3 separate regions of the Homo sapiens genome follow, and all the other regions are linked to region 2. The links are chromatin contacts, found by Hi-C in ENCODE. All regions are on one chromosome and are shown on one strand. Each heading gives the region's core, a stretch centred on a gene start or an enhancer-like site at or near the end of the contact. The rest is flanking DNA. Distances are from core to core; before and after follow the strand shown. Region 1 holds the start of QSER1 (glutamine and serine rich 1). Region 2 holds the start of LIN7C (lin-7 cell polarity scaffold C). Region 3 holds the start of CSTF3 (cleavage stimulation factor subunit 3).

The links. A loop is a pair of places that touch in the nucleus more often than their neighbours do. Pooled maps may share reads with other maps.
Region 1: a loop to region 2 is called in a map of CD8-positive, alpha-beta T cell, with 8 times the contacts of the local background. The contact joins the promoter of QSER1 here to the promoter of LIN7C in region 2. A Hi-C loop is called at or near these places in 2 of 168 maps with a recorded cell type or tissue (CD8-positive, alpha-beta T cell and naive thymus-derived CD4-positive, alpha-beta T cell) and 9 of 50 pooled maps.
Region 3: a map of CD8-positive, alpha-beta T cell shows a loop between it and region 2 (7-fold over the local background). The contact joins the promoter of CSTF3 here to the promoter of LIN7C in region 2. A Hi-C loop is called at or near these places in 2 of 168 maps with a recorded cell type or tissue (CD8-positive, alpha-beta T cell and naive thymus-derived CD4-positive, alpha-beta T cell) and 11 of 50 pooled maps.

Annotation. Positions count from the first base shown.
Region 1 is chr11:32,891,009-32,895,316 of GRCh38, reverse strand. It overlaps QSER1 (glutamine and serine rich 1), which reads right to left and starts at 2,506. Exons shown (of 13, transcript NM_001076786.3): 1 at 1,983-2,506. The coding sequence starts at 2,191. RefSeq lists silencers at 1,734-2,133, 2,214-2,833 and an enhancer at 3,581-4,155.
Region 2 is chr11:27,504,699-27,508,797 of GRCh38, reverse strand. LIN7C (lin-7 cell polarity scaffold C) reads left to right here and starts at 2,029. Exons shown (of 5, transcript NM_018362.4): 1 at 2,029-2,082. The coding sequence starts at 2,046. BDNF-AS (BDNF antisense RNA) reads right to left here and starts at 1,946. Exons shown (of 7, transcript NR_033315.1): 1 at 1,900-1,946. RefSeq lists enhancers at 1,623-1,912, 1,983-2,112, 1,269-2,468.
Region 3 is chr11:33,158,259-33,162,895 of GRCh38, reverse strand. CSTF3 (cleavage stimulation factor subunit 3) reads left to right here and starts at 1,416. Exons shown (of 21, transcript NM_001326.3): 1 at 1,416-1,597. The coding sequence starts at 1,571. CSTF3-DT (CSTF3 divergent transcript) reads right to left here and starts at 1,239. Exons shown (of 4, transcript NR_034027.1): 1 at 1,115-1,239. RefSeq lists enhancers at 1,032-1,451, 2,187-3,054.

The DNA of each region.
Region 1 (4,308 bases), core at 1,257-3,756, 5.4 Mb before region 2:
TCTATGCTGTATTTTAGCTGATTCCCCCCACCGCTTATTTTTTAAAAAAGCAGGGGGAGAGGGCATGAGGGGTAATATTTAAGATTCAATAACTTCTAGTAAACAGAAAATAAATCTCCTTTAGATTATGTGTGCCAAGTGAATCTACTTACTGTTTTCAAGTGTGTTTGGGAAGTCATTTCGTGTTACTCTGATAAATAACATTTGGAAAATATGACAAGTAGATTTTAGTTTCTTGCCTCAGAAGTATTCTACTAAAAGAAGTAACTAGGTAGTATTTCAGTTCCATTTACCTAATAAATATTTTTCATTTAAAAGATAAAAAATGCGGCACAAATACCTATCATGCTGTTCAATGATGAGAAAGTAATTTTCATTTGTAAATTATCCTAGTCAATGCAAAAAGCTACTTGAAAAAGATAGTCAAATTACCATCAGCAAGAAATAATGGGTGAAGTGCCAAACGTCTTTCATGAAACTCCTTAAAATGGCTTACTTGTATGTAATACAAAATTATGGCTATTTCTGAAAGGTTTCAGCATTTAATTACTTAGCTCCAAATTGGCACATCACATTATTTTTGTTAACTCCCAAGTCTTGAAAACAAAGGGCCTAAAATTTTCTGAGAAAGCTTATATTCCTATTCTTGAAGCAAATTTTTCTCATTCTTTCACAATCGTCCCAATGGACAATCTAAGACAAAGACCAGCTACCCTTCACACTTATTTGCTCAATCATGAACGTAGAACTTTCGTAAAAACAAAGAAGATAACCTGGAACACGGTAATGTATAAACTTAAAACAAAAGTTCACTTCTGTCGTGAAAAATAATGAAGAAATCTGATGAGATCATAAAGCCACGAAGCTTCCTGTTGGTAGCTGAGGATGAAGTCATTAGCAACCCAGGATTCCCTGGTCCATGTAATCAGAAGCTGCACCTACCAGATTCTGTATTGTTCGGGAGAGGTGGCTTTAAAACACCCCGCTCACCAATTCTCCAAACCAGACCACGCCTTCCAGTTATCATTCAAATGGGACCGTTTCACAGTGTGGCACTACTACACATTTCCCGCGAGCTTAAATATCAAGTAGGAGTCAAAATTTTAGATTCCCTTGGTCATGCAAGATGAACTCTTGAACCCCACGCTACATAATGCACCCGGACCTTAAAGGCCGAGATGGAGAAGCATGCTTTGGTTCTTCAACCTTTACGGCCTTCACTACCCCCACCCCAACCCCCGCCCCATTTCTTCCCAACTCTCAGTCACCCCGAGGCATAGAAGGCAAAGAAAGATTCCTTACTTCCTGCTGTTGTTAAAAGGGGAGGAAACCTAAGAGCAACTTTGAACGCGTGGAAGAAAAATCGCCTAAATCTTGGCCACCAGCGCAAACATATGTCACCCGGCCCTGGAGCCGCGTTCGCGCCCTGCCGGGCCCCCTCTTCTGCCCTGCGCCCCGGGGATTCTCCCGTAGCCCAGCCCTCCCGGGCCCCCCAGTGTCTCCGGGACGCGGTTCCGCGACTCTTCCTCTCCCGCCTCCGCAACCCTCACACGCCGGAGTCCCCAAGACCGCATTGTCGGCCACCCAGGTTCCAATACAATGGATCGCCACTGCCCCAAACTCTCCGGCGCCCCCTTCGGACCCCCGGCGCCAATCCTGGGTCTCACAGATCCCGAGTTCAGCCACGAGCCCAAACTTCACCATGTGAGAGCCCAGGACCCAAGAGGTGACGGAGCCCCACGACTCCCGCCCAGCTATTCCTTCACCCGCCGTCCCCAGGCGCGAATCCTGCACCGGGCGCCCCCACCTACCCGCGACCACCCCGTAGGAGTCATCAGCCGCCTCCCCCGAGCTGGCCGAGGGCGAGCGGAGGGCTCCCCGCCCGGCCCAGACCTCTGGGCGGCGCTGCAACCGAGCGAAGGCCCCAAACGCATCCCCGGCCTTTCCTGGTCCACCGCGACCCCGCCGCCCACCCTCCCTACCTGGCCTTGAGGCTGGGGCTGCTGCCGCTACTGCAGCTGCCACTGCTGCAGCTGCTGCTGGCGGCGGCGGCGGCGGCTCGGGGTTCGTACGCCCAGGCTGGGGCGGGGGGCTGCGCAGCGGCGCTGGCGGGGACGGGGGCGGCGGGGGGCGCGGGCGGCGGCGGCGGCGGCGGCTCGGTGAAGCCCGAGGTCGCGTAGTTCCTGTCCATCGTGGGGGTGGCGTAGGGAGGGCGGGCAGCAGCGGGGGATCCTCCAGGGCTCCGTGTGACGGGGGCGGGCAGGGAGAGGGGGCGGGGGAGGAAGAGGGGGCGGCGGCGGTGGAGGGAGCTGCCCCCTCACATGGCCCCGGCGAGCAGGCGGGAGAAGGGCGCGCTGGCGAGTCTGGGCCGCAAAGACCCGGGCCGCGGCGGGCGGCGAGGCCCCAGCTGGGCGTCAGGGAAGCGGAGGCACCCGCGGCCGGGACTCGCGGCGACGGCGGCGGCGGCGGCGGCCGCTGCGCCCCATGTTGGTGGATTTCCCAGGATGCACCTCCCGCCCCCCTCCGCCCCGCGGCCTTGCCCCGCCTCCCCTCTGAGCCCCGCGCTTGCCGCTCGCGGGGCTGGCGGGCGGCCGCGAGGCCTCCGCCACCGCAGGACGCTTCGCGAGGGACAGTTGGGGCCGAGAAGGCGCGGGTCCTGCGGGGCCCGGCCGACTTCAGGGACTCCGAGGGGCGCCCGCCAGCCGGAGCCCGCGAACCGCAGACTTCCCGCCTTCCGCAGCCCGGAAGGGAGCTGTCCGCACTCGCCGCGGCCCGCGTGGGAAGGGACCGCGCCTGGCTATCGCCCCGCGCGGGGGAGGGGAAGTGGAGTGGAACCCAGCGTAGGGCGCTGCTCAGGGGTAGCCGGGTCAACGCTTTGCTTGGAGCTCACTATTTGACCCTTCGGGTTATTTTGAGGGACTCCAGTACTCAGTTCCCTGATCGCGATTTCTTTCTCTGCGCCCCAATCCAGAAACAGCTGAGCGAGCTCTTTTGCAGTTCCGCTTACTCCCTCCCCAAAGCTTGCTGGGCTAGAGGACCCTTTTCCTGCTGTTAGGGGAGATTTATATTCAAAGAGATTCAAATTCAAACGTATTATTTTCCAATCCTCGCTGAAAGGGCCTTTCCCAAGGGCTCTTATTAACTGTCCCCACCCCCACCTTGGGGATTTTTCTCGCTCTGGGTTTCAGAATCTTCTATCCCAAGATAGATAACCACCTCTTCATTGATTAATCCAACTACCATCTGGATGACTTTAATTACAATAAATTTAAACTCACCATGCACTCTGATGTTGAGGGGTTTTGTTTGAGACTTGGAACTTCAGCAGGACTCTCTCCCCAAACATTTCCTATCTGATCTCCAAGCTGCTTGGTGTGCGGTAATTTAATGACTATTTGCGGTTCTTCTGTTGCATAGCAGAGTTGTATTTCTTGTAATAACTCACAAGTATTGAAACTAGGGAATCGTACAAATCATCGTTTGGCCCTTGGGCCATAAATTTAAAGGTTAAAATAACAGTAAAATTTCTATTTAATGACCACCTCCTTTTAAAAATCAATATTGGTTTAACACCTATTATGTGCTTAGCACAGAAATCTATCCCTCAAGATAAGCATAACATAAAGGTTTAAGCAAATCAGCCGTAGTGAAAGACCTAATAAACTTGATACGCTATCTCTGATGACCATTGAAAAAGTTTAAACTTTGGTAATAATCTGGTGTTGGATCTGCTATGCCTTGCGAGATTAATTTTGTTCTGGAAGATCCTGTTTTCCTCCTGGCGCCTACATCCTTTTGTTCCTATTCATTCCTTTTTGCAAGTCTTTCTGCACCTGTGATGCTTGGAGCCTGGTCCCCGGGTGGGGAAGCAAGGAAGTGAGTAGTCGTTATTTACACATGAATTCAAACGTGTAGGCACAGCGACTTTGCCAATTTTATGTTAATTACAAAATGCATTTACTGAGGATATCTTTGAAAAGTGGTTTTTCTTTGAAAAGGAATTTGCGAACTAATCTGAGTTCATGCAGAGAAGTAACGTAAATCTTCATTACATTTATTTTTCTTCCTGCAAACTGGAAATGTGGGATCTAAATTAAAAAGTTTTCACAACTAGCTATTATATTTATAAGTACTTTTGTGAGCGCTAAAGTTTTGTCTCTATGAAAAGTATAGGAAATGGAGTGGCATGCTATAAATGTTTTATGACACTTAGTTTGAGATACCCACAACTGGCACTCAGAGTGAGTTACGCAGGCAATACCAAACAAGTGGCAATAAAACCTTTATAGTCCCTCACACCATTATGTA
Region 2 (4,099 bases), core at 780-3,279:
GCAACAACTACAATGTTTTATATGAAGAATGAACTGGACAGGATTTCAATATTAGATATTGAAAAAAGATTAATGAATATGAAAACATAGCAATTATCCAAAAGGAAACATAAAGAAAATCTTGAAAAAAAAATGAACAGAGCGTCACTGAGCTGTGAGACAATGCCAGTTAGTTCAATATACATGTATATTATGTACATGCACATGACTCCAATAGTCACACCAAAGGAGAGGAGCAAGAGAATGGAAAGAAAAAATATTTGAAGAAATAAGGGCAATGTTTGCATTTGTCTTGCTCTACCTGGTATTCCTATCAAGGCACCTGGTATATATTAGGTGTTTAATAAACATTTCTTGAACACATTTGCAGCAAAAAAAAATGACAACGAGTAAGAGATAAGCACCTGAGTGTTACTGCAACGTATTTAGGCCATCAGAGGACAAAAAAGGGGAATAATATGGAGAAAAGGCTTGGTAGAAGTGGCATGCCTTCAGCAGGGACCCACGAAATGGGTTCAACTGAGTGTGTACAAAGTTTGGAGACTAGGAAGGGATGAAGAAGGGCATTCCACACAAGAACAACACAAATGAAGATTTGGAGCCTGGCACAGTGGCCCACGCCTGTAATCCCAGCACTTCGGGAGGCCAAAGCAGGAGGACTGCTTGAGCTCAGGAGTTTGAGACCAGCCTGGGCAACATAGCAAGACCCCCATCTCTACTAAAAATTTAAAAATTTGCCAGGCATGGTGGTGCTTGCCTGTAGTCCTCGCTACTGGCAAGACTGAGACAGGAGGCTCTCTTGAGCTGTGATTGCACCACTGCACTCCAGTCTGGACAACAGAGAGAAACTCTGTCTCTAAAACAAACAAAAAGACTTGGAATCAGGAATAAATATGGTTGAAACTATACTATCTGGACTGAAGTGGTGGTTGCACTTAGTGGTAATGAGAAATGAAGTTAGTTGGATGAGTTAGGGTCAGAGTATGCAAGGCTTTAGAAATAGGAAACAGGAGAGAAACCATTGAAAGTTTCTGAACAGAACTTGTGATGATGAAATCAGAATTCAAGGGGAGAAAAAGGAGCATAGTGGTGGCATCCATGATGGATTTGGAGAAGAAAATACTAAAGGTGAATGGAAAGGGTGGACCAGGGGCAAACAGGTTATTAAAACAGTCCCATCATGAAGTGTTGAAATGCTGGATGTAAACACACCTACCACAGTATCAGTACAGACTAAGGGCTTGGATAAATGTTAGTCAAATCCAAGTACTAAAATTCTTCTTGGTTCGCGAAAATTTCAGAAGTGGCTCAAAAATCTGTAATGCATTAAGAATATTATTTGCTTCACAATATTTCATTTACTTAAGATTTTATAAGAATCAGCTGCTTATAAAATTGTTACTTTGTGGTGCACCAAAGCACCTTGTTCTCTCCCTCACCCAGATATGTTTCATGCTCTTTGTACTTTCCACCCCTTAACAGATTTGGAGGGAAGATTCAAGCCGTGGATTTTTAAATTTAAAGCAATGCTGTCACAAATTGAGAACTGACAACATGTCATTACACATTTAATTGCCACCGAATCCCAGAGTTTAAAAATTGTAAGGACCTAAGAGATAGGACCTCTCGTTGTACAGATGCGGAAACTGAGGCTGAGAGAGGGTAAGTGAACAGTCCCAGGTCACAGAGCTGCTAATGGGCAAGGTGGGACTAGAATCCAGGCTTGACTCCTCTACGCTGAGCCAAGGGTTCGAAGCGATTGGGATAAGGGAAGCCTGAGGCAGGGAACGAGAGTCAGGAAAGCAGCTCTTCCCAACCCTAGGAGGCCGGGGGACCTCGTCACCGCGGAAGGAGCGGAGCCAGGCCGACCTAAAAAGCCGCAAGTCCAGGTACCCTTACCCTGATGGCCGCGGCGACACACTCGGCCACCTTCCTGATCTCGCGATACTAGCCGGTACTCACTTTTCCGGCTTCCCCTAGGCCCCGCCCCCCCACCTCAGCCCTTCTGTCGTCATTTCCTGTGGGTCTGTAGGTTAAGGGAGAAGATGGCGGCGCTAGGGGAACCCGTGCGGCTGGAGAGAGGTGAGTGCAGCCGAGGCTCGGCGGAGGTGGGCGGAAGGGTTGGGGGAGTGCTGTGTCGCTGGAGGGGAGGAGGAGTGACCCAGGCTCTGAGATCCGGGCCACGCTGTCCCTTGTGCCGGCGCCAGAGGCCGCCGTTGTCTCTGTGCCTGGCTCTAGGAAGGGCGCTTACGGTATTTTGTCTGTTAACCGTAAGCCCTCCTCTGTTCACACGGACTGTTCCAAGGCACAGCACAACTAAACACAACCTGCCCGCTTCGCAGACACACGCCGCACACGCGCTCCCTTGGTGAGCACAGCAGAAGCAGCATTCGGAGACCCGTACACCCGAAAAGCAAACGTCACACACCCGGTTCGCACAGACTACACTCATTGCCTGTACAGCACGAGAACGGACACACGGTACAATTCAACAGAACCTCCTTTCCCCGCTGTTTGCACACAAACTCCTTCATTACTTTCTCCACAACCTCGCTTGTATTCGGGTTGGGGTATTTGCTAGCTTTTGTGCCCCTCCTAGAAATGGAGAGGTTGCTTTAAAAACAATCCTACTGACTTGGTCTTGGGAAGGAGGTTACGTAAGTAAGCCGAATAGTGGTAGATGCTAAAACACTTGCAGGTGCAGTGTTTTTCATTTCTTACAAACCCTACAATTGCAAACTGGTTGGCTGATTGCTTCCTAGAGCAGACTGTCAAGGAAAATAAAACCACCTCTGCTGAGTAATTAGAGATAGAGAAGCCTACGAAAATAACTGGCTATGCGCCTACCATGATTTCCAGCATTCCAGCGTTTCCAGTCCTTTTACAGATTTCCAGCATTCCACTCTGTCCCTAAGTCCTTTATTTCAAACAATTTCAAGCATGCTTTTCATACACCAGCATTAGAAATCATTGATAGGAATTGAGAAGTACAAATAAACATTTTGAGTACTGGTGGTAAAAAAAAATGTATATGTAGGATGGAGACTGAAATTATATTGCACATATTAACATTTGCAATTAGTCTAAATATTACTATTGTTCCCTAAGAAAACACATTTTTAGAATTACTGTACTTAGAAAAACCTCTTTCCTAATGCCTTCCCACAAACAAATGTGCACTTAATGTTGCTGATTTGCTCTTTACCGTGTTCACCATTTGGAAGCCTCACTGTAAATGAGATTGTTTCCGTTAAGCCTATTAAAGCATCATTTTAGAGGACTAGCTACTCTGGGAAGACTTGCCGAGTTAGGCCTAAGTCTCTGACATCTTCCTCTTGAGCACAGTGGCACTGTGTTTTATAGATGGGAGCAAATCTGTTTGGTGTTAACAGGAGTAAGTTTTTTCTTTGAAAGCTAGTTAAGATTCTAACGTATTGGTCTTTTGTGTTTTTGTTGTTGCTGTTTGGAGACGTAGTCTTGCTCTGTCGCCCAGGCTGGAGTGCAGTGGCGCGATCTCGGCTCACTGCAACCTCTGCCTCCCGGGTTCAAGCAATTCTCCTGCCTCAGCCTCCCGAGTAGCTGGGACTGCAGGCGAACGCCGCCAAACCCGGCTGTTTTTTGTATTTTAGTAGAGACGGGGTTTCACCGTGTTGCCCAGGCTGGTCTCGAACTCTTGAGCTTAGGAAGTCCGCCCGCCTCGGCTTCCCAAAGTGCTAGGATTACAGGCGTGAGCCACTGCACCCGGCCGGTCTTTGTATTTTTAAATGCAACACAAAATGTGGAACTTCTGTGGCATTTAGTTTTGATAGTCTTGGCTTTGTTTTTTGCTGTTACAGATTTCTTTTCTGTTCTTCAGTAGAAGACTCCACCTCTTAGTAGGATGAATTACAGTCAGCCCTCCATATCCATGGGTTCCATATTTCAACCAACTGCAGATTGAAAATACTCAGAAAAAAATCGTGTCTGTATAGAACATGTACAGACATTTTTTTCTTGTCCTTATTCCCTAAACAATGTGATATAACAACTGTTTACGTAGCGTCAGATATTGTAAGTAATCTAGAGATTATTTAAAGTATAGAGGGGGGATATGCATAGG
Region 3 (4,637 bases), core at 167-2,666, 5.7 Mb before region 2:
TTGGACCCCCGTAGGCGAGAAATGCTTGCAGACATCTAACGATGACGCTTAAATGGAAGAGCAGTTTGAGAAGATTTAGTATCATTTAATTTTTTATTTTTTATTTTTTTTGAGACGGAGTCTCGCTCTGTAGTCCAGGCTGGAATCTCGGCTCACTGCAACCTCCGCCTCGCGGGTTCAAGCGATTCTCCTGCTTAAGCTTCCCGAGTAACTGGGACTACAGGCGCAAACCACCACGCCCGGCTACTTTTTTTGTATTTTTGGTAGAGACGAGATTTCACCAAGTTGGCCAGGTTGGTCCTGAATTCCTGACTTTATTTATTTATTTTCTGAGACGGAGTCTCGCTCTGCCGCCCAGGCTGGAGTGCAGTGGCGCGATCTCGGCTCACTGCAAGCTCCGCCTCCCAGGTTCACGCCAGTCTCCTGCCTCAGCATCCGGAGTAGCTGGGACTACAGGCGCCCGCCACCACGCCCGGCTAATTTTTTTTTGTGTGTGTGTGTATTTTTAGTAGAGACGGGGTTTTACCGTATTAGCCAGGATGGTCTCATCTCCTGACCTTGTGATCCGCCCGCCTCAGCCTCCCAAAGTGCTGCGATTACAGGCGTGAGCCACCGCACCTGGCCTAGAACTCCTGACTTTAAATGATCCATCCGTTTTGGCCTCCCAAACTGCTGGGATTACAGGCGTGGGCCACCGCGCCCAGTCAATCTCATTTAATCTTAATGCCAGGTACTGTTCTAACACTTTTCTATGTATAATTTATTTCACTTGCAGGTACTATTATTATTCCCATCTATAGGCCAGAAAGCTGAGGTACGAAGTTTAATTACCAGAGTTACTTATCTTCGTTAAAATCCAAGCAGTCTGGGCTACAAACAATTATACCTACTTTGCAGTCAAGGAACCAAGCTGAGATGTTGAGCTGAAAACCCAGGTCTCAGACTTCAAAGCTTTCTACACAAGAGTCGACGGTGGCAGTAAAAATTAATGGGGGCTTGATCTATCCCTCCCACCCCCAAGAAAAGTAAAAAGCAGGAGCTGGGACCAGAGAAAACCTCCACGGAGTCCTTATCCCCTAAATATAAGAGGCATTTAACGTTTAGCATTGCTGACCTGCAATCAGGCTTCAACTGTGAGTAGCCAGGCTCTAAAGCTTGATAACTGAATTCCAAAAAGCGCGCGAGCCTCCAGGCGAAACAGCTTCCCGCCTTCCAGCCGGTTGGAGCCGGCTCAGCAACAGCCTCTCCAAGCCAGGGTAGTGACGTCAGCCCAGGAATTGGGCCCGCCCCGGGATCTCGCTGCTTTCTGCACGCTCGGAATAACCAGAGTCGCGAAATTAGCCCCGCCCACTGCCCCGGAAGTTAATGCGGAAGCCACACACCTCCTCCTCGGCCGGCAGGGGCGCAGCCATTTTAATTCATATTTGAGTGGGCGGTGGCGATTGGTGTTGGCGGTCTGGCTCAGCTGGGCAGGGGGTAACTTTACTGATTTGGGGGTGGTTTTTAGTTTAATTTTTCTTTTCTAGCTTCCCATCGACGGTCAGTGCGCACGTTGTAATCAGCTGAGGCCATGTCAGGAGACGGAGCCACGGAGCAGGTGAGGAAGGAGAGTGGTGGGGCCTCGTGGCGACCTCTTCTCCACGTCTGTTCCTCCGACTGCTCCAGACATGTTCGGCTGAGGAAGGAATTGGGTCTAGTGAACCCGGGGGACAGGGTATATAGAAGAGTGGTGGGAATGGGGAGCAAGATCTAAGATTTAATTTTTTTTTTTTTACTTCTCTCTCTTAGGCATGAATACGAGTAAATACTTGATTTAGACAATAGCGGTAGGCTGCTTCGTCCTATTTAGATTCATGGGACTACTCCAGATGGGATGCTTTCCTTTGATATCGTTTTGGTATTAGAGTGGATAGGAATTATTTTAACGTGCACCCGACGTTTTAGAAAAACTTGACAGTGTTTCTTTTACCCCGCCAAATATACTGTACCCAGAAATAGGTTACTAGTTTGAGAAATATTTGAGACAAAGCTAATCTGGAGAATTAAGACTTAATGAGAGCGAGTGAAGAAAGAAGCAAGTTATGCTGAGGTTTTGGGAATTTTGTGGCTTTCTTTCGTTTTCTTTTCTTTTAGCCACATTTCGTTTTCATTTTTCCAGCTACATAAACATTGCAGGTATAAGTTGAAAATGAGAAGTCTGTTTTGGCCACTGTAAATAAAAGCATCTGTTTTAATAGTAAATATGAGTGACAACTAAATATTTTAAAATTCACACTTTTAGGTTAGATCAGTGTGATTTGTTTCTTTTGCTCTTTGTATTCAGAATTTTGTAGGATAGTATTTACCTTTTAGTGTGAAAGAGGAAGCTAAATAGTTATGAAAAATGCCATTAAATGTGTTTTTCGATCTAAGTCCTGGTGTGTTTAGATAAATACAGTTTCTAAAATGGAGGCTAGGTAGCCTGCAGTCTCAATTTCCTGAAATTTCCCATTGCCATAGCAACGACATGCACTTAGGTTTTCGTTTTTCAGGTTCCCTAGCTTATAACGTGGAAGATGTTATTGGAGGTTGGCAGAGATGAGGCAAAATAGGAGCGTTCTATTGCATAGTCTGTAAGACTGTAGATTTCATTATGTCGGCAGTTTGATTAAATTGTTTTGTGTTTGCCCGAGGACTGGTTTCAGTCCAGAAATCTTCGCACTATTTACATTTTACATAGTGTTAGCATGCCCAAGCATGCAAAGTCTTAAAATTACTGTATCAAAACTGTTTACCCCTTTTCTGATCTAGTATTTGTTATCTGAAAGTGAAGGACTAATGAACTGAGGTTTCATTGAAAGTTTTCGAAATTCATTGTTAATTCTTAGAATTTATCTAAAATTACAAAGACACGGAAATGTTACCATGACCTCTTGAATGTTTTAGAACTGTGGTGTTTCAGTGGGACAGATGGTGGTGAAAATTTATAGAAAAATAATTTCTCCCAAAGGTTTTATTGTGCAAAGTTTAGAACATAGAGAAAAGTTGAAAGAAAAGTGCAGTGAACACCTGTAGGACAACTCTTCGCCTGGAATCAACAGCTGAAAGCCTTGCCATATTTGCTTTATCTCCCCATGCTGATAGATTGAGAACAGAGTCTTTGTCACTCACACTAGAGTGCTGTGACGCCATCACAGCTCACCATAGCTTCGACCTCCCTGCGCTCTGTGATCCTGCCACCTCAGCCTCCTCCGTAGCTGGGAGTACAGGCGCGCGCCACCATGCCCAGCTAATTTTTTTTTTTTTTTTTTTTTTTTTTTTGAGATGGAGCCTTGCTCTGTCGCCCAGACTGGAGTGCAGTGGCGCGATTTCGCCTTACTGCAGCCTCCGCCTCCCGGTTCAAGCGATTCTCCTGCCTCAGCCACCCCAGTAGCTGGGATTACAGGCGCCCACCACCATGCCCCGCTAATTTTTGTATTTTAAGTAGAGACGGGGATTTTGCCACGTTGCCCAGGCTGGTCTCGAACTCCTGACCTCAAGTGATCCGCCTACCTCTGCCTTCCAAAGTGCTGGATTTACAGGCGTGAGCCACCGTACCTGGCCTAATTTTTGTATTTTTTTTGTAGAGACAGGAATTCACCATGTTGCCCAGCCTGGTCTGGAACTCCTGGGCTCAAGCGATTCACCCACCTCAGTGTCCCCAAGTGTTGGGATTACAGACAGGCACGAGCCACCACGCCTGGTCCACGCATGTTTATTTGAAAGTATTTTGACACATTGCAGCCCCAAGTATTTCAGCATTCTCTTATAAATAAGAGCAAAATGTTGTTACATAACCACCATACCATTTCCCCACCCAAGAAAATAGTATTTCTAAAATCTAGTTCTTTAAATTTCCCCATTTGTCCCAAGAATGTGATTTTTTTTTTAACCAGAATCAATCTAGATTTACATATTGAATCATTTACTTCTGTCTCTTAAGTAGTCTCACCATTCTTCTCCCCTGGGGCTGTTGTCTATTCGAAGTGTCAAGGACACTTAACACTGCTTTTCTGGGTGTATTTGTTTTTTGTTGTTTGTTTGCTTGCTTGCTTTTGGTTTGGGGGTTGATGATGTCATTTAACTTGTCCCTTCATCTGTATTTCCTGAAAACTTTACAGTTAGGTCTATACTCAGCCTTGATATTTGGGTTAAGTATTTTTGGATAGAATACTTAACATTATATCATTACATTAGCAGGTACTTCTGCTGGGTTCTGTTAGGATGGTTAAGTTTGATCACTTGGTTTAGGGTGATCTCATTGTTAAGGGTCATGTTCCCCTTTGCAGTTAATAATCTGTGAGTTGATAACCGTTTTCTTTAAAATCACCTTATACCTAGTTATCAATTGATAAATCTTGACTAAATCAGCTCTTACATTGGAAGTAGCAAATGGTGGTTTTGTTTTGTTTTTAAAACCCACAATTCTGTTGGTCTGTGTCTGTTTACTGGCTCATACTTTCTGCAAAAAAGACTTTTTTTCTTCCTAAAGATTAAGTATCGCTATGGATTCATGGATTTCTCTTAGTGTGTTAGTATCAGTGATAGCCATTTTTCTTTTGCACACTCAACTTGTCCAAACCTTTTTGGTGGTTCTTATATCTTTTCCTTAAGTCTGA